Linked DNA regions of Homo sapiens: region 2 is linked to region 1. A link is an interaction called in ENCODE POLR2A ChIA-PET data of the cell type or tissue named here. Cell type or tissue: A673. All regions are shown on one strand. Each heading gives the region's core, and the rest is flanking DNA. Links, peaks and the distances in the headings are about the cores only.

Evidence for each region. ChIA-PET counts read pairs that join two places held together with the same protein. Peaks named below come from ENCODE experiments on the same cell type or tissue, not always from the same donor. Only the 100,000 strongest peaks of a DNase experiment are listed, where the experiment ranks them.
Region 2: POLR2A ChIA-PET joins it to region 1 with 13 read pairs; 2 of 35 experiments call an interaction of 5 or more read pairs at or near these places.

Annotation. Positions count from the first base shown.
Region 1 is chr2:201,584,556-201,592,555 of GRCh38, reverse strand. The region is part of intron 4 of CATSPERT (catsper channel auxiliary subunit tau); the gene reads left to right. Among named protein-coding and RNA genes, the nearest start is that of CATSPERT, 31 kb to the left of the region's middle. In A673, for the core only: no CTCF peak of the experiment used is centred there; no DNase peak of the experiment used is centred there.
Region 2 is chr2:201,656,483-201,668,943 of GRCh38, reverse strand. It overlaps MPP4 (MAGUK p55 scaffold protein 4), which reads left to right. Exons shown (of 22, transcript NM_033066.3): 13 at 2,572-2,610; 14 at 4,843-4,863; 15 at 8,598-8,612; 16 at 10,426-10,467. Among named protein-coding and RNA genes, the nearest start is that of TMEM237, 19 kb to the right of the region's middle. In A673, for the core only: a CTCF peak has its summit at 2,977 (motif pointing left); a DNase peak (open chromatin) is centred at 7,393.

The sequences.
Region 1 (8,000 bases), core at 1-8,000:
CATTCCTTCTGAAACTATTCCAATAAATAGAAAAAGAGGGAATCCTCCCTAACTCATTTTATGAGGCCAGCATCATCCTGATACCAAAGGCGGGCAGAGACACAACCAAAAAAGAGAATTTTAGACCAATATCCTTGATGAACATTGATGCAAAAATCCTCAATAAAATACTGGCAAACCGAATCCAGCAGCACATCAAAAAGCTTATCCACCATGATCAAGTGGGCTTCATCCCTGGGATGCAAGGCTGGTTCAATATATGCAAATCAATAAATGTAATCCAGCATATAAACAGAACCAAAGACAAAAACCACATGATTATCTCAATAGATGCAGAAAAGGCCTTTGACAAAATTCAACAACCTTTCATGCTAAAAACTCTCAATAAATTAGGTATTGACGTATTTCAAAATAATAAGAGCTATCTATGACAAACCCACAGCCAATATCATACTGAATGGGCAAAAACTGGAAGCATTCCCTTTGAAAACTGGCACAAGACAGGGTTGCCCTCTCTCACCACTCCTATTCAACATAGTGTTGGAAGTTCTGGCCAGGGCAATTAGTCAGGAGAAGGAAATAAAGGGTATTCAATTAGGAAAAGAGGAAGTCAAATTGTCCCTGTTTGCAGACGACATGATTGTATATCTAGAAAACCCCATTGTCTCAGCCCAAAATCTCCTTAAGCTGATAAGCAACTTCAGCAAAGTCTCAGGATACAAAATCAATGTACAAAAATCGCAAGCATTCTTATACACCAATAACAGACAAACAGAGAGCCAAATCATGAGTGAACTCCCATTCACAATTGCTTCAAAGAGAATAAAATACCTAGGAATCCAACTTACAAGGGATGTGAAGGACCTCTTCAAGGAGAACTACAAACTACTGAGCAAGGAAATAAAAGAGGATACAAACAAATGGAAGAATATTCCATGCTCATGGGTAGGAAGAATCAATATCGTGAAAATGGCCATACTGCCCAAGGTAATTTACAGATTCAATGCCATCCCCATCAAGCTACCAATGACTTTCTTCACAGAATTGGAAAAAGCTACTTTAAAGTTCATATGGAACCAAAAAAGAGCCCGCATTGCCAAGTCAATCCTAAGCCAAAAGAACAAAGCTGGAGGCATCACACTACCTGACTTCGAACTATACTACAAGACTACAGTAACCAAAACAGCATGGTACTGGTACCAAAAGAGAGATATAGATCAATGGAACAGAGCAGAGCCCTTAGAAATAACGCCACATATCTACAACTATCTGATCTTTGACAAACCTGAGAAAAACAAGCAATGGGGAAAGGATTCCCTATTTAATAAATGGTGCTGGGAAAACTGGCTAGCCATATGTAGAAAGCTGAAACTGGATCCCTTCCTTACACCTTATACAAAAATCAATTCAAGATGGATTAAAGACTTAAAACGTTAGACCTAAAATCATAAAAACCCTGGAAGAAAACCTAGGCATTACCATTCAGGACATAGGCATGGGCAAGGACTTCATGTCTAAAACACCAAAAGCAATGGCAACAAAAGCCTAAATTGACAAATGGGATCTAATTAAACTAAAGAGCTTCTTGCACAGCAAAAGAAACTACCATCAGAGTGAACAGGCAACCTACAAAATGGGAGAAAATTTTCGCAACCTACTCATCTGACAAAGGGCTAATATCCAGAATCTACAATGAACTCAAACAAATTTACAAGAAAAAAACAACCCCATCAAAAAGTGGGCAAAGGACATGAACAGACACTTCTCAAAAGAAGACATTTATGCAGCCAAAAAACACTTGAAAAAATGCTCTCCATCACTGGCCATCAGAGAAATGCAAATCAAAACCACAATGAGATACCATCTCACACCAGTTAGAATGGCAATCATTAAAAAGTCAGGAAACAACAAGTGCTGGAGAGGATGTGGAGAAATAGGAACACTTTTACACTGCTGGTGGGACTGTAAACTAGTTCAACCATTGTGGAAGTCAGTGTGGCCATTCCTCAGGGATCTAGAACTAGAAATACCATTTGACCCAGCCATCCCATTACTGGGTATATACCCAAAGGACTATAAATCATGCTGCTATAAAGACACATGCACACATATGTTTATTGCGGCATTATTCACAATAGCAAAGACTTGGAACCAACCCAAATGTCGAACAATGATAGACTGGATTAAGAAAATGTGGCACATATACACCATGGAATACTATGCAGCCATAAAAAATGATGAGTTCATGTCCTTTGTAGGGACATGGATGAAATTGGAAATCATCATTCTCAGTAAACTATCGCAAGAACAAAAAACCAAACGCCACATATTCTCACTCATAGGTGGGAATTGAACAATGAGAACACATGGACACAGGAAGGGGAACATCACACTCTGGGGACTGTTGTGGGGTGGGGGGAGGAGGGAGGGATAGCATTGGGAGATATACCTAATGCTAGAGGATGAGTTATTGGGTGCAGTGCACCAGCATGGCACATGTATACATATGTAACTAACCTGCACATTGTGCACATGTACCCCAAAACTTAAAGTATAATAATAATAAATAAATAAATAAATAAATAAAAAGAAAAGTATCCGTTTATGTCCTTTGTCTGCTTTTTAATGGGGTTGTTTGTTTTTTTCTTGTAAATTTGTTTAAGTTCCATATAGATGCTGGATATTAGACCTTTGTTAGATGCATAGTTTGCAAAAATTTTCCCCCATTCTTTAGGTTGTCTGTTTACTCTGTTGATTATTTTGCTGTGCAGAAGCTCTTTAGTTTAATTAGATCCCATTTGTCAATTTTTGCTTTTGTTGAGATTGCTTTTGGTGTCTTCATGATGAAATCTTTGTCCCTGCCTATGTCCTGAATGGTATTGCTTAGGTTGTCTTCCTGGGTTTTTATATTATAGTTTTGGGTTTTACATTTAAATATTTAATCAATCTTGAGTGAATTTTTGTATATGGTATAAGGTAGAGGTCCAGTTTCAATCTTCTGCATATGGCTCGCCAGTTATCCCAGCACCATTTATTGAATAGGGAATCCTTTCCCTATTGGTTGTTTTTGTCAGGTTTGTCAAAGATCAGATAGTTGTAGGTGTGTGGTCTTATTTCTGGGTTCTCTGTTCTGTTCCTTTGGTCTATGTGTCTGTTTTTGTACCAGTACCATGCTGTTTTGGTTACGTAGCCCTGTAGTATAGTTTGAAGTTGGGTAGTGTGATGCCTCTAGCTTTGTTATTTTTGCTTAGGATTGCTTTGGTTATTTGGGCTCTTTTTTGGTTCTATATGAATTTTAAAGTAGTTTTCTCTAGTTCTTTGAAGAATCTCAATGGGGGTTTAATAAGAATAGCATTGAATCTATAAATTTATTTGGGCAGTAATGGCCATTTTAATGATATTGATTCTTTCTATGCATGAGCATGGAATGTTCTACCATTTGTTGTGTCATCCCTGACTTCTTTGAGCAGTGGTTTGTAGTTCTCCTTGTAGAGATCTTTCACCTCTCTAGTTAGCTGTACTCCTAGGTATTTTATTCTTTTTATAGCAGTTGTGAATGGGAGTTCATTCCTGATTCAGTTCTTGGCTTGTTGTTGGTGTATAGGAATGCTAGTGATTTTTGCACATTGATTTTGTATCCTAGGACTTTGCTGAAGTTGTTTATCAGTTTTAGAAGCTTTTGGGGTGAGACTATGGGGTTTTGTAGATGTAGGATTATGTCATCTGCAAACGGATAGTTTGACTTCCTCTGTTCCTATTGGGATACCTTTTATTTCTTTTACTTGCCTGATTGCCCTGGCCAGGATTTCCAATGCTATGTTGACTAGGAGTGGTGAGAGAGGGCATCCTTGTCTTGTGCCAGTTTTTAAGGGGAATAGGGAATTGGTTTGGATTTACATCCATTGTTTTTGAAGCACATCAGCTGAATAAAGTTGAGGTTTGTTAAAAAAAAAAAAAGAGTAGGGAACCATTGCCCATTCAGTGTGATGTTGGCTGTGGGTTTCAACTAGGTATTGAAGGACCATACCTCAGAATAATAATATCTTTCTTATTATTCTGAGGTATGGTCCTTCAATACCTAGTTTATTGAGAGTGTTTGACATGAATGGTATTGAATTTTATTCAATAGCTGCATTATCTGCATCTATTGAGATAATCATGTGGGTTTTGTCTTTAGTTCTGTTTATGCGATTGATCACATTTATTGATTTGTATACGTCAAACCAACCTTGCATCCCAAGGATAAAGCCTACTTGACAGTGGTGGGCAAGCTTTTTGATCTGCTGCTAAATTCAGTTTGCCAGTATTTTGTTGAGGATTTTTGCATCAATGTTCATCAAGGATATTGGCCTAAAGTTTTCTTTTTTGTTGAATCTCTGCCAAGTTTTCATCAGGGTGATGCTGGCCTCATAGAATGAGTTAGGGAGGCGTCCCTTCTGCTCAATTTTGGGGAATAGTTTCAGTAGGAATGGTACTAGCTCTTCTTTGTACATCTGGTAGAATTCAGCTATGAATTCATCTGGTCTTGGGCTTTTTCTGGTTGGTAGGCTATTTATTATTGCTTCAATTTCAGAGCTTGTTATTGGTCTATTCAGGGATTCAGTTTCTTCCTGGTTCAGTCTTGGGAGGGTATATGTGACCATGAATTTATCCATTTCTTGGAGATTTTCTAGTTTATTTGCATAGTGGTGTTCATAATATTCTCTAATGGTTGTTTGTATTTTTGTGGGGTCAGTGGCAATATCCCCCTTGTCGTTTCTGGTTGTCTTTATTTGAATCCAGAAGAGGAAATATTTAAAGAACTAATGACCTAAGTCTTCCCCAAATTGATTAAAAATCCATCCATAGATTCAAGAAACTCAGTGAACCTTAAGTGAGTAAGTACAGAAATGATCACACATATGTACGTCCCATTCAAACTGCTGAAAACAAAAGATAATGAGAAAATCTTAAAGGCAGCCAGAGGAGGGAAAAACACATTACATTCAGATGCACAACAATAAGAATATCAGCTGACTCTCCATCAGAAACAATGTAAATCGGAGGACAAGAGAATGCCAGCTTTAGAATGCTGGGAGGCGGGGAAATTCAGCCTAGATTTCTATATTCAGTGAGAATATACTTCAAAAAGATGGTGAAAGACAAAAGCTGAGAGAATTTGTATCTAGAAGACCTGCATTGTAATAAATATCAAAGAAAGCTTCAGGTTGAAGACAAATGATCCCAGATAGAAGCCCAGATATACAGGAAGGAAGAGCACTAGAAATGGTAAATGAGTGGGTAAAAATACAAGACTATTAAAAAAATTTATCCAAAAGACAATTGAGTTTTATTATTTAAAAACACAATAATGTCAATGAATGATAGGAATTGTAGCATATGTAGAAGTGCAATACATGGCCAGAATAGCACAGAGAATGAGGAGGTGTAAATAGAATTATGCTATTGGACATGGTGGTTTAATTTTAATTCAAGATACATTGTGATATGTGAAAGATCCATATTATAATCCCTACAGCAACCACTAAAAGTTAAACAAAATTGTATTAGGAAGGAAGAAAGGAGAAAGAGAGGGAGGGAGCCAGGGAGAAGGGGGGAAGGAGGGAGGAAGATGAGTGTGGAAACTAAATTAGCATTAAATTTGAGAACTTAGAAAATGACAGTAAAACTTTAGGAAATCAAGAGGAAGAAATTAGTAACAAAAGAAATAAATGAGGTATTTACAACAGTATAGATGTTAAAGAAATGTAACAATACAAAAGCTAATTAGTAATAAAAGTAACACAGTAGGCACAATTCTGGTAAGTCTCATTAAGAAAATTATGCAAAATTTGGAATATAGGTATAAATATGAAGGCAGTTAAAAACTGTAAGAGAATACCATATATAACTCTATGCTAAAAATTTGAAAATATTGATGAAATAGAATATTATATTAGAAAAATATAAATTACATTATGTTTTATCTGTATCTTTTGTAAACTGAATATAGATTTAAAATATCCAGTCTGACAGTCTTTTTATTTTATCTACATCTGTTAGTGTAGTAGTTAATATATGTAATGTTAATGTATGTAACGTTACTGTAGCATCTGTTACATTTTATATAATTATAATATATTTGAGTTTAAATCTATTACCTTCTTTTGTGCTTTCTATTTATCCCAATTGAACCATGGATTATTTTTTTCTTCTTTCCTCTTTTGTCTTCTTTTCTTCATCTCTGGGATTGAGTACGGTTGATGCTTGGACAACACAGGCACTGAGGCACTGACCCCCCTCTGCAGTCAAAACTGACTTCCCCAGTCAGTAGACTACTAATAGTCTACTGTTGACTAGAATTTTTACCAATAACATAAACAGTTGATCGACACATATTTTGTATGTTATGTATTATATACTGTATTCTTACAATAACGCAACTAGAGAAAAGAAAACGTTAAAAAAATCATAGGGAAGAGAAAGCGTATTTACTGTTCATTAAGTGGAAGAGGATCATCATAAAGGTCTTCATTCTTGTCGTTTTCACATTGAGCAGGCTGAGAAAGAAGAGAGGTTGGTCTTGCTGTCTCAAGGGTGGCGGAGGAGGAAGAGGTGGAGGAGGTAGAAGGAGAGGCAGGAGAGGCAGGCACATTGGGTCTAACTTTTATTGAAAAACCATGTGTAAGTGGACGCATGCAGCTCAAACCATGTTGTTCAAGGGTCAACTGTATTTTACAATTTCATTCCATTTTTCTTCTTTCTTGTTTTGGAGATTATACACTACTCTTTTTAAAAATGGCTATCATAGAAATTATGTATGCTTATCAAATCCAATGTTTAACAATATCCTCATCTTTCATCCTTCTCCTGGGAAGAGCAAGGATCTTAGAAACTTTAATTCCATTTATCACCCTCAACTAATATGTTATTATTGTCTCTTTTTTTTGTATTTTTAATTCCCTTGAGTTGTAATTTGTATTTATTTAATATAGTCTATATTTGTTTAGTTTACCTACATATTTGCCACTTTAACTTTTCTTACAGCTCAGATCATCCTCCTGGGGTCAGTTACCTTCTGTCAGAACTATTTATTTAAAATTATTTTTCCTATGAGAGTTAGTTGGTGACATAATGATTTTGTTTGCCTGGTCTTTTTTTTTTTTTTTCTTGTTCTGTAGGGAATTTTTTTTTTAATACTTTAAGTTCTGGGATACATGTGCAGAACGTGCAGGTTTGTTACATAGGTATACACGTGCCATGGTGGTTTGCTGCACCCATCATACCGTCATCTACATTAGGTATTTCTCCTAAGGTTATCCCTCCCTTATCCCCCCACCCCTCGACAGGCCCTGGTGTGTGATGTTCCCCTCCCCTGTGTCCATGTGTTCTCATTGTTCAACTCCCACTTATGAGTGAGAACATGCGGTGTTTGGTTTTCTGTTCTTTTGTTAGTTTGCAGGTCTTTATGTCATTCTCATTTTTGAATGAAATTTTTTTTGAGTATAGAATTGTAAATTTGCAGTTATTTTCTGAAGTATTTCACTATCTCTTAGCTTCCATATTTGTTGAAGAGAAGTCACTTGTCAGTCTGTCACCTTTGAAAATAATGTATCTTCCTCTTTCTGTGTGTGTTATATATTTTTTTCTTCTAATTTCACTCTGATGTGTTTGTATTTGGGTTTCTGTATATTATGTTGGGATTTATTGGCTGCTTAACCTGGATTGATGATGTTCATTAGTTATGAAAAATTATTAGCTAATATTTCTTTCTTTCTTTCTTTCTTTTTTTTTGAGACAGAGTCTTGCTCTGTCACCCAGGCTGGAGTGCAGTGGCACGATCTTGGCTGACTGCAACCTCTGCCTCCCGGGTTCAAGCGATTCTCCTGCCTCAGCCTCCTGAGTAGCTGGGATTACAGGCGTGCGACACCATGCCCGGCTAAATTTTGTATTTTTAGTAAAGATGGGGTTTCACCATGTTGGTCAGGCTGGTCTCGAACTCCTGACCTTGTGATTCACCC
Region 2 (12,461 bases), core at 2,629-10,628, 74 kb before region 1:
TCTGTGTCCCCCCAAAACAAAAAAGGTGTATGACACAGGAGGGCAAGAGAAGAAGGTGAGGGAGAGAGGGGCAAGTCCAGGGTGCCTGCTTCTGGTTTGTCTACTCAGGGTCATGTTACAGGCTGCACTGTTAAGAGTTGTGAAGGGCAACCTGGGCATAGCCCTTGGTGGGAGGGAGGAGCTGGGAACTGTACGGTAGTGGTGGGTGATAAGGCCATGGTCTTAGCTTGAGCTTCCGTAACAAGATACCACAGACTAAGTGGCTTAAACAACAGATATTTATTTTCTCACAGTTCTGGAGGCTGGAAGTCTAAGATTAAGGTTCCAGCAGGGTTGGTTTCTGGTAAGGCCTCTTCCTGGCTTGCAGACAGCCACCTTCTTTGCTGTGTGCTTATGTGGTGTTGCCTCTGTGCATCCTTAGAGGGAGAGGGAGAGGGAGAGAGAAAGAAGAGAGAGAGAGAGAGAGGAAGAGAAGAGAAGAGAAGAGAAGAGAAAGAGAGAGAGATCGATTGATCTGATGTGTTTTTTCTTCTTATAAGGCCACCAGTTCTATCAAATTAAGGCCCCAGCAGTATGACCTCATTTAACCTTAATTACCTCCTTAAAGGCCCTCTCTCTAAATACAGCCATACTGAGGGCAAGGGCTTCAACATATGAATACTGGGGGGAACACAATTCAGTACATTATCCTAGCTGATAATGTGGAATCATTGATTTGGGGAGAACAAAATCAGTGGCCCTATCTTAGATCCCAGAGTCAAGCGTCAGAAAAGTCAGAGCTTCTCATGCTGTTACTAGATAATCATGCCTGGTTTTTTGTACCTTCCTCTGTAAAATAAAAATGAAAATTGTAGTCTTTGTTTGCCCTAAAGAAAAACAACTTTGTTATGTACTGGGAACTAATGAACTCACTGTTGTTATGGATGGCTAATAACAATCTAATTATTTAACTAGGAAATTAAATTAATCTAATTAATTAGGAAAATAATCTCTAAATGAATATAAGTAAACAAATGACAGTGCAGAAAATCTCAACCATGCCACTCGTTTATCTGTGTCCCTACCTGTATGAGACAGTGTTATTTCATAAAATTTTTCATATTTCACTTAAAAACATTAATGAGTGATGTGGTTTTTAAGGGGTGGCGATAACACCTTATAGTGTTATAAAGGTTACCTTATAGTGTAGCTTATTCTACAGACTATACTTTGGACTACACTTTTACAGACTATGTACTTTTGGAACATGTATAAGCTTCATTTATTAAATCCGTATTTGTTGAGCACCTGGGATGTGCTGGGCACTGCTAGAAACAAGATGTAAAGTGCTGAAAGAAAAAATTCAGAACCTTTATTCAAATCAACAATTTTGATATTTAAAAGAAAACTCAATTTAAGAAATAATTTATCATTTGCCCACTATGTGCAAAATACTGTACTAAGAGTCTGTAAAAACTAGTGAGGCAGTCCCTGTCTTCAAGAAGCTGTCTAGGAGAACAAAGAAGGCAAACCCCCGAATGGTTATAGATGTAGAATAGATGTGCAGTAGCAGACAGTTCAAGGTAGTAGGAAGAAAATGCTCTGCAAGGGGGTATTCATTCTGATCAGTGTTTGGGATGGACCTAGAAGCATGACAGGCACAGGGAACAGTGTAAGCAAAGGCTGTGATGTCCACTCTAATGGTAGCGTAAGATGCGTGAAGGAGAGAAGCAGATGACAACCTTCCAAGCTGGGTTTAGATCATGCTGTAGAGAGTTTTGAGAATTAGGATAAGTAGTTTTTAAAGTTATGTTCCTTTATTCTCTTATATATACTTCAGCTAAAGGTAAAGATAATTCACATTTATTGAGTACTTACCATATGCCTGAGCTTTTCGTGCATTTTCTCAATCCTAGCCTATATGGTAGGTACTGTTACTCTCCCCATTTTCACATGGAGAACAGAGGCTTAGAGGTCAACTAATTTGTGCAGCATTCAAAAGCCTATGGTTTTTAATTTTTAACCATTTTATGTTATATAGCCTCCCACATCATACATTTTCATTTAATATAGGAGAGCCCTTTTTATCTCTCCAAGTAAGCAATAGTTGTAAATTTATCATAAGGTGGACTGAGTTTTATTGACATACCTAATTTTATTTGTATTTTGTGAGTTTTATTGACATACATAGGGAATTTTTTTTATTTTTATTTATTTTTATTTATTTTTATTTTTATTTTTAGATGGAGTTTCGCTCTTGTTGCCCAGGCTGGAGTGCAATGGCACTATCTCGACTCACTGCAACCTCTGCCTCCCGGGTTCAAACGATTCTCCTGCCTCAGCCTCCCACGTAGCTGGGATTATATAGGCATGTGCTACCACACCCGACTAATTTTTGTTTTTTTTGGTAGAGACATGGTTTCACCATGTCGGTCAAGTTGGTCTCGAACTCTTGATCTCAGGTGATCCGCCCGCCTCGGCCTCCCAGAGTGCTGGGATCACAGGCATGAGCCACCATGCCTGGCCGGGAATTTTCTTTTTAATGCAGACACATTTTAAATTCTGTTTCTCCCTTTCTATACTCTTTTATAGAAGATGACATGAAGATTGATGAGAAATGTGTGGAAGCAGGTAACATTTTCTCTTGATTGCTTTGCTGTTAGAAGAAATATGAAGCATGTCAATTATAGATTATCTGAAGCAGAGGTGTCCAAAGGGGCCATGGGCCTTTCCTCTAGAAATGTGTAAAATGACCCTCCACCCCCATCTATCTTCTGTAGTTCTGGCACTTGGAAGGAGAAGCTGTGGTAATGTCTCCAGGTTCCCACTGATCTACTAGAAAATGTTCTAGAAAGCAGTGCTTTGTAAATGATCTCAAGAACACTTAGTAACTCTCAGCATATCCGATGGTAGAACACTTGGAAACCTCTGCTCTTTGTGAAATACCATAAAATATTGCAGTATCAAATTTTTAAAGAGCAATATATATATTTTATTATTAAGTTTGATGCCATCTTCTGGTGGATTCTAGTATAGATAAATAGTAGTAGGTTCCAAAATGATGAGACATGCATGAAAGTTTTTTACATTTCTACTCTTTAATTTTTTTGTAAATTGGGAAAAGATTTTTCAAATTTAGTGGCAGAACTAAGATTGGCTTAAGAATCACTAGGATTTTGTTAGGAGACCAGTTGGAGAACCTTAGTCTGACAGGTGAATCTGTCTTTGCTTTACAGGCTAGTCTAGTTTTTAGAAGTGAGAGAACAATGTAAAATTTTAAAACAGTGGGCATTTCAATGATTCACATATATTTTCCAGAGCAACAGCAGAATACTGCTGACATTATGTTTATTTTACCAAGTATACATTTTTTTAAACTTGCAGTAATATTCATTTCTTTTCTACAATTTCCATTATATTTTTATTAGGTAACAATTCACATAGTTCAAAATTTAATAACTACAAAGGTATATTCAGTAAGAAGTTCCTCTCTTTCCATGTTCTCCTACTCATTTTTCTTTCTTGGGGCAATAAATTTTAATAGTTTCTTCAGTATCACCCCAGACATATTCTGTGCACATAAAAGCAATGATGTGGCCGGGCGTGGTGGCTCATGCCTGTAATCCCAGCACTTTGGGAGGCCGAGGTGGGCGGATCACGAGGTCAGCAGATGCAGACCATCCTGCCTAACACAGTGAAACCCTGCCTCTACTAAAAAAATAGAAAAAAAAATTAGCCAGGCGTGGTGGCGGGCGCCTGTAATCCCAGCTACTCAGGAGGCTGAGGCAGGAGAATGGCGTGAACCCGGGAGGCAGAGCTTGCAGTGAGCCGAGATTGCGCCACTGCACTCCAGCCTGGGCGACAGAGCGAGACTCCGTCTCAAAAAAAAAAAAAAAAAAAAGCAATGATGTATGTATTTCTCCTTCCCCCTTCATCACCCCCATCTTTTTTTCCAAATCCAAATGCACATACTCTTTGATAGCAAGATATGCACACTGTTCTGTTCCTGGCTTTTCCAACTTAACATTCTGTATCTTGGAGGTGACTCTATCTTAGCACATAAAGAGCCTTGTTTTATTTTTTTAACAGCTTATTGGTTATTGTATACTTATACAATCATTTATTTGTAGGCATTGTGTTATGTCCATTTGTTTCTATTATAAACAGTGCTACAATGAATTGCCTTATAACTATATCATTTTACATGCATGAGAATACCTTAGATGCAGCATTGCCTGATCCAAGGACGCATGCATTGGTAATGTTGCCATGTATTTCAAATTACCCTCCATGTATGTTTCTTAATCCTTAATCTCTCTTTAAAATGCTAACAAGAGTTGTTTTAACTAATGCGGAAGTTGGTTTATCTCACATCCTTCTCAGCCACCTGATCAAGCCTACGTAATCAAGTCATTCATATGCTCACTCTCCTCGTCATCACCCCCGTTTGTGGGTCCGCAACTCTTCAGGCAGGGTGCACCCCTCCTACATCGGCAAGCCCTCTGCAGCAAAGCCGAGCAGTATCCAACAGTCTCTAGGGATTTCCCTGACATTCCACTTTCCCCTTCCCTCTGAGCTGCTTTTTACATTTTATTTTATTCACCTTCTATTATTTTATTTATTTTGAGCTCCTGCTGCACCCCTGACTGTCATCATGGCTCAACTGCCGAATACCATGTGTTTCATGTAAAGCTGATATATGCCATAGAGACACCATCGATTCGACCTTGATTTAGGAAAAAAACTTTACAAAGGTGGTGTATGGGCAGAAGTAGGGGCCAGAGAATTAGACTTAAAATATAGACTCAGTGTAGATGGTCATGTAATAACATTTTTGATTTTTGCCTCCATGAAAAATCATAGATGAAGAAACATTTGAATCTGGTAAGTAAAAAATGAGTATTTGGTACTGATTTTTAAATGTATATTCTAAATTTTGATGCAATTTATACACATATTTATAATAACTGTTTAAATATATCAACATTAAAAAATTAAAAAGTAACTGCGTGTATCCCACATCATGTTGTCAACCTCAAATATACATTATAAAATTTATTTTTAATTTTAATTTTTAATTTTTTTGAGACAAGGTCTCTCTGTCACTCAGGCTGGAGTGCAGTGGTGTGATCATGGCTCATTGCAGCCTCGAATTCCTGAGCTCAAGTGATCCTCCCACCTCAGCCTTCCAAACAGCTGGAACTACAGGCATATGCCATTACACCTGGCTAATTTATTTATTTATTTTGAGACAAGGTCTCAGTCTGTTGCCCAAGGTGAGGTGCAAGTGGTATGATCATAGCTCACTGCAGCCTTGACTTCCTTGGCTCAGGTGATCCTCCCACTTTAGCCTCCCAAGTAGCTGGGACTACAGTCCCATGCCACCATGCGTGGCTAATTTTTCAATTTTTTGTAGATACAGGGTCTCACTGTGTTGCTCAGGCTTGTCTCCAACTCCAGGCCTCGAGTGGTTCTCCCACCTTGACCTCCCAAAGTGAGCCACCACACCTGGTCCCAGTAAAATGTATTTTAAAAAATACAGCAACAGTGCAGTTGTGAGATGTAGATTTTACCTTAGCCAGTACTTCTCACAGGGCTAGTACTGTCCCTGATGTAGCATTTTGGAACTTTTTGGGAGCATTTTTTTATTGTCACATTGATTGCGGATACTCCTGGCCTTTAACTGGTGTCTCTTGACCCACGTATCTTCTGAATGTCCTGCTGGACAAAACTCGTTACAAATATAAAAGCGTCATTTTTCAACACACAAAAAGTTTTCATAAGATTTAGCATGAGAAGCACAGTGGTTTAGAAGACAGTCATTACAGAGAGAGACATTCAAACAGAATGCAGGCATTGCCTTGCAATTATTGAATGATTTATTCCACGTATCCTGTTTATTCGATATTGCTAGTAAATAAACTGGAAAGTATATCTATACTGAATTAATTTTCTTTTTCTTTAATATATTATTTGTTATTATTGATGACATATGGTATCAAGTGTCTGTCCCTCAAAATAATGTTGACATCATTAAAAACAAAATAGGCCCCACAGAATTTTATTTTTAAACTGCAAACCTGCTGGGGCATGTTAACATGACTTATCCAATTCCAAGTATATTATTTTTCCTCATTTTCTCCCATTTCATTGGTCTCTAATTGCTTTGGCATATTATCTTTACCCCAATTAAGGCAATTTTCTTCTTTCTCTTATCACATACAAATAAATCTAGCCTTTTATTACTTACCAAAACACTTTTTATTCTAGTGTCCACCTGTTTCTTTTCTATTTTTCTGTACTTCATATAAGGAATATTTTCTGATTTTCTTACTTCTCTTGAATCCATGCTTCGTTATAAGTAAATATTAATATAAGCATCTAGTAGTTTCTTAGGTCTTCCAAATATGTTATGCCCAAGGATTTATATTTTGATATATATACTTTTTTTTTTTTTTTTTTTTGAGACAGAGTCTCACTCTGTCACCCAGGCTGGAGTGCAGTGGTGTGATCTGGGCTCACTGCAATCTCCATCCCCCAGGCTCAAGTGATTCTTGTGCCTCAGCCTCCTGAGTAGCTGGGATTACAGGTGTGCACCACAACACCCAGCTAATTTTTGTATTTTTAGTAGAGACGGGTTTCCATGTTGCTCAGGCTAGTCTCGAACTCCTGATCTCAAGTGATCCGTCTGCCTTGTATATATATACTTTTAAAATATATATATATTTTAAAATATAAATTACTTCTTTTAAAATGTTTTTTAATGTTACAGCTGGAGCATTGTATTGATTTTTAAAATTACATGTGTGGTAGATTATGCCATCTATTAATTTCCTTTCATAAAAGTAGAGAGATGGCTACAAATATTAGTTATAAAAAAAGAAAGCATTGAGACAGATGAGTTGTGAACCACTTTTCTAAATTATTTACATTTATGTTGTTTCAAAATTTCCTATTTTCCGTTAGATGGTTGGCCTGTTAGAAATAATTTAATTGATTATTTATACTTGCCCATTTGGCTTAGTTTTTAATTCCCCTAGCTTATTCTCATCCTTCTTTGTTCTGTCCCACTGGAAAACACTCCACATGTGAAGGCTGAGGTTGAGGCCGGGGAGTGTTTGCGGGTCTGTGGAAGGAGAAGCAGTGGGTGAGACCACCGACTCCAGCCAGATTGGCCAGTTTGAACCCTGGGTTCATTACTCACTAACTGCGGGTTCTCTGGCTCTTAACCTCTCTGCCCTTCAGGTTCCTCACCTCTAAAATGGCAACAATAATTTATATGAATAAAGTGCTTAGAACAGTGCCTGGTACACAGGAAGTGCTACACAAGTGTTAGCGGGCATTATTATTGTGAAATCTTGTTCCTTGGGGGAGTCAGCAGCCAGTTCTTTTGAGAACAGCACTGCAGAGGGAGGTGCCTACTGTAAAACGCCCCTTGTGGACTCCTCTCAGCTGGAAAAGTGAGAACTCTCAAGCATCGATACGTTCTGAACCCAGCTCTCTGAGGAGCTCAATTAAGGAACAGTTAGCACCCAGCTGGCATATTTTCTAAGCATAGAACCCTTGGCATTCATTCCATGATGCTTAATTCTGTTACTTAGACTGCTTAGTGAGCAGTTAAGGTTCTTCAGTTTCGGTCTGTAGTCTGAATAAAGTATAGTATGACTTCCTTGAATTTCCCCAGGAGGTGACGAGGTGATTGTATGGTTTATTTAATCAGAAGCGTCATTAAAAAAAAAAAAAAGGCTGGATATGGTGGCTCACGCCTCTAATCCCAGCACTTTGGGAGGCCGAGGCAGGCAGATCACTTGAGGTCAGGAGTTCGAGACCAGCCTGGCCAACATGATGAAACCCCGTCTCTACTAAAAATACAAAAATTAGCCAGGCGTGGTGGCTCATGCCTATAATCCCAGCTACTCAGGAGGTTGAGGCAAGAGAATTGCTTGAACTTGGGAGACAGAGATTGCAGTGAGCCAAGATAGCACCATTGCACTCCAGCCTGGGTGACAGAGGGGACTGCATCTCAAAACAAACCAAAAAACAGAATATGGCTATTTTGTGATATCTAGAAAACAAAGAAAACAGTTTGCTTTGTATTTGGTTTCCTCTGTCTTCATGGGGCAGCTGGGGATGGAAGTGTGTGAGACCCAGGAAGGGGAAGGAATGAGGACCCTCGCTTGGGCCAGAGGCTGCTGCAGCACCCAGCAGCAGCACCATTTCTACCACTTCCTCCCCTTCACAGAGCTGCTGCAATACTGCCTCGGGGAGAGAGGAGGGAGAAGGCTCAAACCTGTTGCTTTCCTTTAACTTCTCCCTTTGAAGCCCTATTTTGTGCCAACCAAGTAGAGTCTTCCTGAGTTAAAAAGCCTTCAGGGAGAGTCTTGATAGGCAACTTTCAGAAAAAGTTACTGTCCCAAGCAGCAGAGTCAGGGCAAACCAGTTTCTCAGTCCCAATCATGTGGTGATCATTTGCCTTGCCAGGCCTTACCCGAGTTACCTTTTGCTAGTGGTGACGTGCACGTCTTGCTTATGTCATTTGCCTTGATTTGATGGCTAACATGATCTTCTTAAAGGCTTAACTTTTTCATGTCTGTTTCTGCACTTACCCAAATATCCAGAGGAACTTTCAGAAGGTAATTGTTTTTATTTCCTAGATATACCAAATAGAACTATGTTTAAGATCTTTCAGTGCCTCAAAAATGAATACTTGACTGGATAATGTTTAAGATGAAGATACGGAATTTGTTGTTGTTTATGGTTTTCCCCTCATATTTACATTTTTTCCCGAGGAAACACACTTCCAAACTAAGTTTGTGAGGTTCTCCAAGGATATGACATTTTGTGGGTGAAATCAATGATTAAATATTCAGTTTCATAGACAACATTTAAAAGAACAATAAAAATAATTAAGCTTTATGAATGTATCCCCAAGAAAACATTTCCTTTTAAACTTACTGACATATCTAAGTGAGAAAATATACTTACTTACCAGAAGATGGAATTGATATTGGTGTGTTTTCTTTCTATGTATTTTAAAACACTTAAAAAAAAAAGGTTAAGAAAAAAGGTTGCATATGTCAGTTCATTCTATTAACAAATGCTCTTTATATTTTATATATATGTTTATATTTGAGACGAAGTCTCTCTCTGTTGCCCAGACTGGAGTGCAGTGGTATGATCTCAGCTTACTGCAACCTCCATCTCCCAAGTTCAAGTGATTCTCCTGCCTCAGCCTCCCAAGTAGCTGGGACTACAGGCACAAGCCACCACACCTGGCTAATTTTTTGTATTTTTAGTAAAGGCGGGGTTTCACCATGTTGGGTAGGCTGGTCTCGAACTCCTGACCTCAAGTGATCTGCCACCCTCGGCCTCCCAAAGTGCTAGGATTACAGGCATGAGCCACTGCACCTGGCTATATATTATTTCAATGATCAGAGCAGAGCTGTATATTTGAGAAGGAACTTAAGTAAAAAGTAATTTGAAAATAATTTTCTTAATAACTTTTTTTCTGGAGTTTTTTCCTGAGATCTCAATGAAAGGAGAAACAGGAGTTTGAACTATCTCTAGATGCTTCAGAGGCAGTGGGCACAGTTTTCCTCATTTTGTCTCTCAGAGTCCTGGCCAGTCAGAAACATTTGGCAGCCACAGAGCAAATCTTATCTTATATAGAATGAACCCTTTTAAGAGGGAGAAAATAAAAACCCATATCTAGCAAAGAGATTAATTACAGGACTTGCAGAAAAAAAAAATTATAAACACAGTATGGTCAAGAACAAGGCCGGGCGTAATCCCTGTAATCCCAGCAGTTTGGGAGGCTGAGGTGGGTGGATCACCTGAGGTCAGGAGTTCAAGACCAGCCTGACCAACATGGTGAAACTCCATCTCTACTAAAAATACAAAAATTAGCCGGGCATGGTGGTGCGTGCCTGGAATCCCAGCAACTCGGGAGGCTGAGGCAGGAGAATCACTTGAACCCAGGAGGTGGAGGTTGCAGTGGCCGAGATCGTGCCATTGCACTCCAGAGTGAGCAACAACAGCAGGGGGGTAGGCAGGGAGGGAGAAGAACAAAAAGCTACTTTATGCTTATTTAAAGTTATATGATACTGAATCATAGTAAAAACATAAGAACTGGGTATGTATTTTTAAACATATCCTAAGGAAACTTATCTTAAAAAATTAATAAACTCGTTTTGGCTTTAACCATACTAGACAGAATACATTCAGTGTAACGCTCAAATTCTGTGAAGTGCGTCCCTATAGTTTGTTGTGTGTGAATAATAGGATGAAAAATGCTTAGAACATTCGGTGAGCCACTCAAGGATAAATTCAACTCTGCTGCCGTCTACTAAGGTGGTCACTTGAAAAGTTGAAAATGATTTCATGAATTTATTCTGAATAAACTTCTCGCTCTCACATATTCTGCTCCATCTGTTCTTTGTGTTTCAGACAAGGAGGAGTTTGTTGGCTACGGTCAGAAGTTCTTTATAGGTAGGTGATAAATTAACAAGAGGTGGGTCTCTGTCACTTGTTAAATTATGTTTCCAAACCTGACACTGTTTTGAAAGTTTCTTTTGCTAATGAACATTTCCAGACCTGTTCCTCATTCTAGTTTCCTTTTCTTTCTGTCCTTTTTTCTTGTCAATATTCTGATCCATTAATTATTCATTGTTATTCATCTAATTTCCACTGGGTTATCTATTAATTACTCATCAAACACAAATCTTTTTGTTTTCTTCCAGACTGTTTCGTAACCTATTTATCTTATGCTAAAGAGACAAAGTCTCTGACTTTTAAACTTACTTCTTATGGCCACATTTCTATCATCTGTCACCTGGGCAGAGCTTTGTGAAGGACCAGGTACCACTCATGTAAAACCGCTCTGGGCTTCCTTCTATAGGGAGGCAGGGGAAAACTAGCAGAGCCGCAGGGTCTAGAAGGTTGGTTCCCAAGCTGGATGCATTTTGGAATCATCAGGGGAGCGTGAAAAAAAAAAAACAAAAAAAAAAAAAACAAGGGGCCACCTTTCTGTATTGCTTTCAGAATCATTCAGCCTAAAAGCTATTAGGTAGAGCTGAGCAGAGTAGGCAGCTACACAAAGGTGGAGAGTAAGGAGCATGAGCAGGGTGAAGAAGGCATCTGTGCAGGGGACAATGGTAGCCTGGTGCCAATTGTCAGAGGCAGAGTAAAATCAAGAGGGCAGCTGCCATCACTTGGCCTCTGATACCCAACAGGCTTTACAAAGATGCCCGCCTCATCTAGCTTGGGCTCTGACACTTTGTGCGAGGCTATCAACACTGTCTGTCCCCTATCTTGCACATTTAAGTGCTCTTGATTGATACAATAAGCAAAAAAAAACAAAAAAACAAAAAAAAAACAAGGGCCAGGGTTCTCACTGTTAGAGAAGGGAGTTACAAACATGGAAAGGGGAAGTCTAGAATGAATCCTGTAGTGTTGGATTGACATTGTATGTACTGGTGTGAACTCATGGTTTTCAATATATAGACATACAAATATAGATCGAAATGTGCATGTGTATTTATATGTACACATAGAGTTGCTAACTCTGTCTACTGAGAGCACCTGGAAACAGCTCTGAAGATACCAGAAAGCCCTATGATTCGAAAGGCAGATTAAGCAGGAATCTAGGAGCTTAGAAATCATGACCCATGTGTCCAACTTTGCACTGATCACACAGTCCTAAGCAACCACCTAACCTGTCTGTGTCTTAGTGAAACCACCTGAAAAATGTGAAAAATGAGCCTGCTCCACTCTTTCTACCCTGGCCCAAGCCACCCTCATCTCCCACCCAGACCACTGCAGTAGCTTCCTAACTGCTCTCTCCTGAGGCCACACTTGCTCTCCCTACGGTTTACACCAACCAGAGGAGTCTTTCAGAAACATGAATCAAATCATGTCACTACCAACAGCTTCCCATCACACTTCCACAACAATCCAACACTTTCAGAGGCCCTGTGTGATCTGGCTCCAGCCACTTCCCTGACCCTATTTCCATACTCCCTGTTGCTTACCGCCCTGCAGCTATACAGGCTTCCTTGCTGTTCCTCAAATGCTCCAAGCACAGTTCGTTTCTCTGCACCACTGCACTTGCTGTTCCCTTGGCCTGGCTTGCCCGTCTCTGCAGAGGCTTCCTGATGTGGCTCCCTGCCTTCCTCCAGATGTCTGCTCAACGCCAACCTTTCAGAGATACTCCAACCTTACTGCCTATCTAAAAAAGCACCCCCATCACTCTCTATCTACCTCATCTTCTTATGAGTACTTATTTTTTGTTGTTTTTTATGTTTGTCTCTCTTCTTCTACAAAATGTAGATTTCATGAGAAAGTGGCCTTGGATTAGTTGAGCCATCTATCGCCAGCACCCAAGACAATGCCTGGCCCAGAGCAGGTGCTAGATGGGCTAGCACAGGGGGCATTTTCATATTTTTCCCTCATATTACTTCCCATCTTCTAACTTCAGACAGACC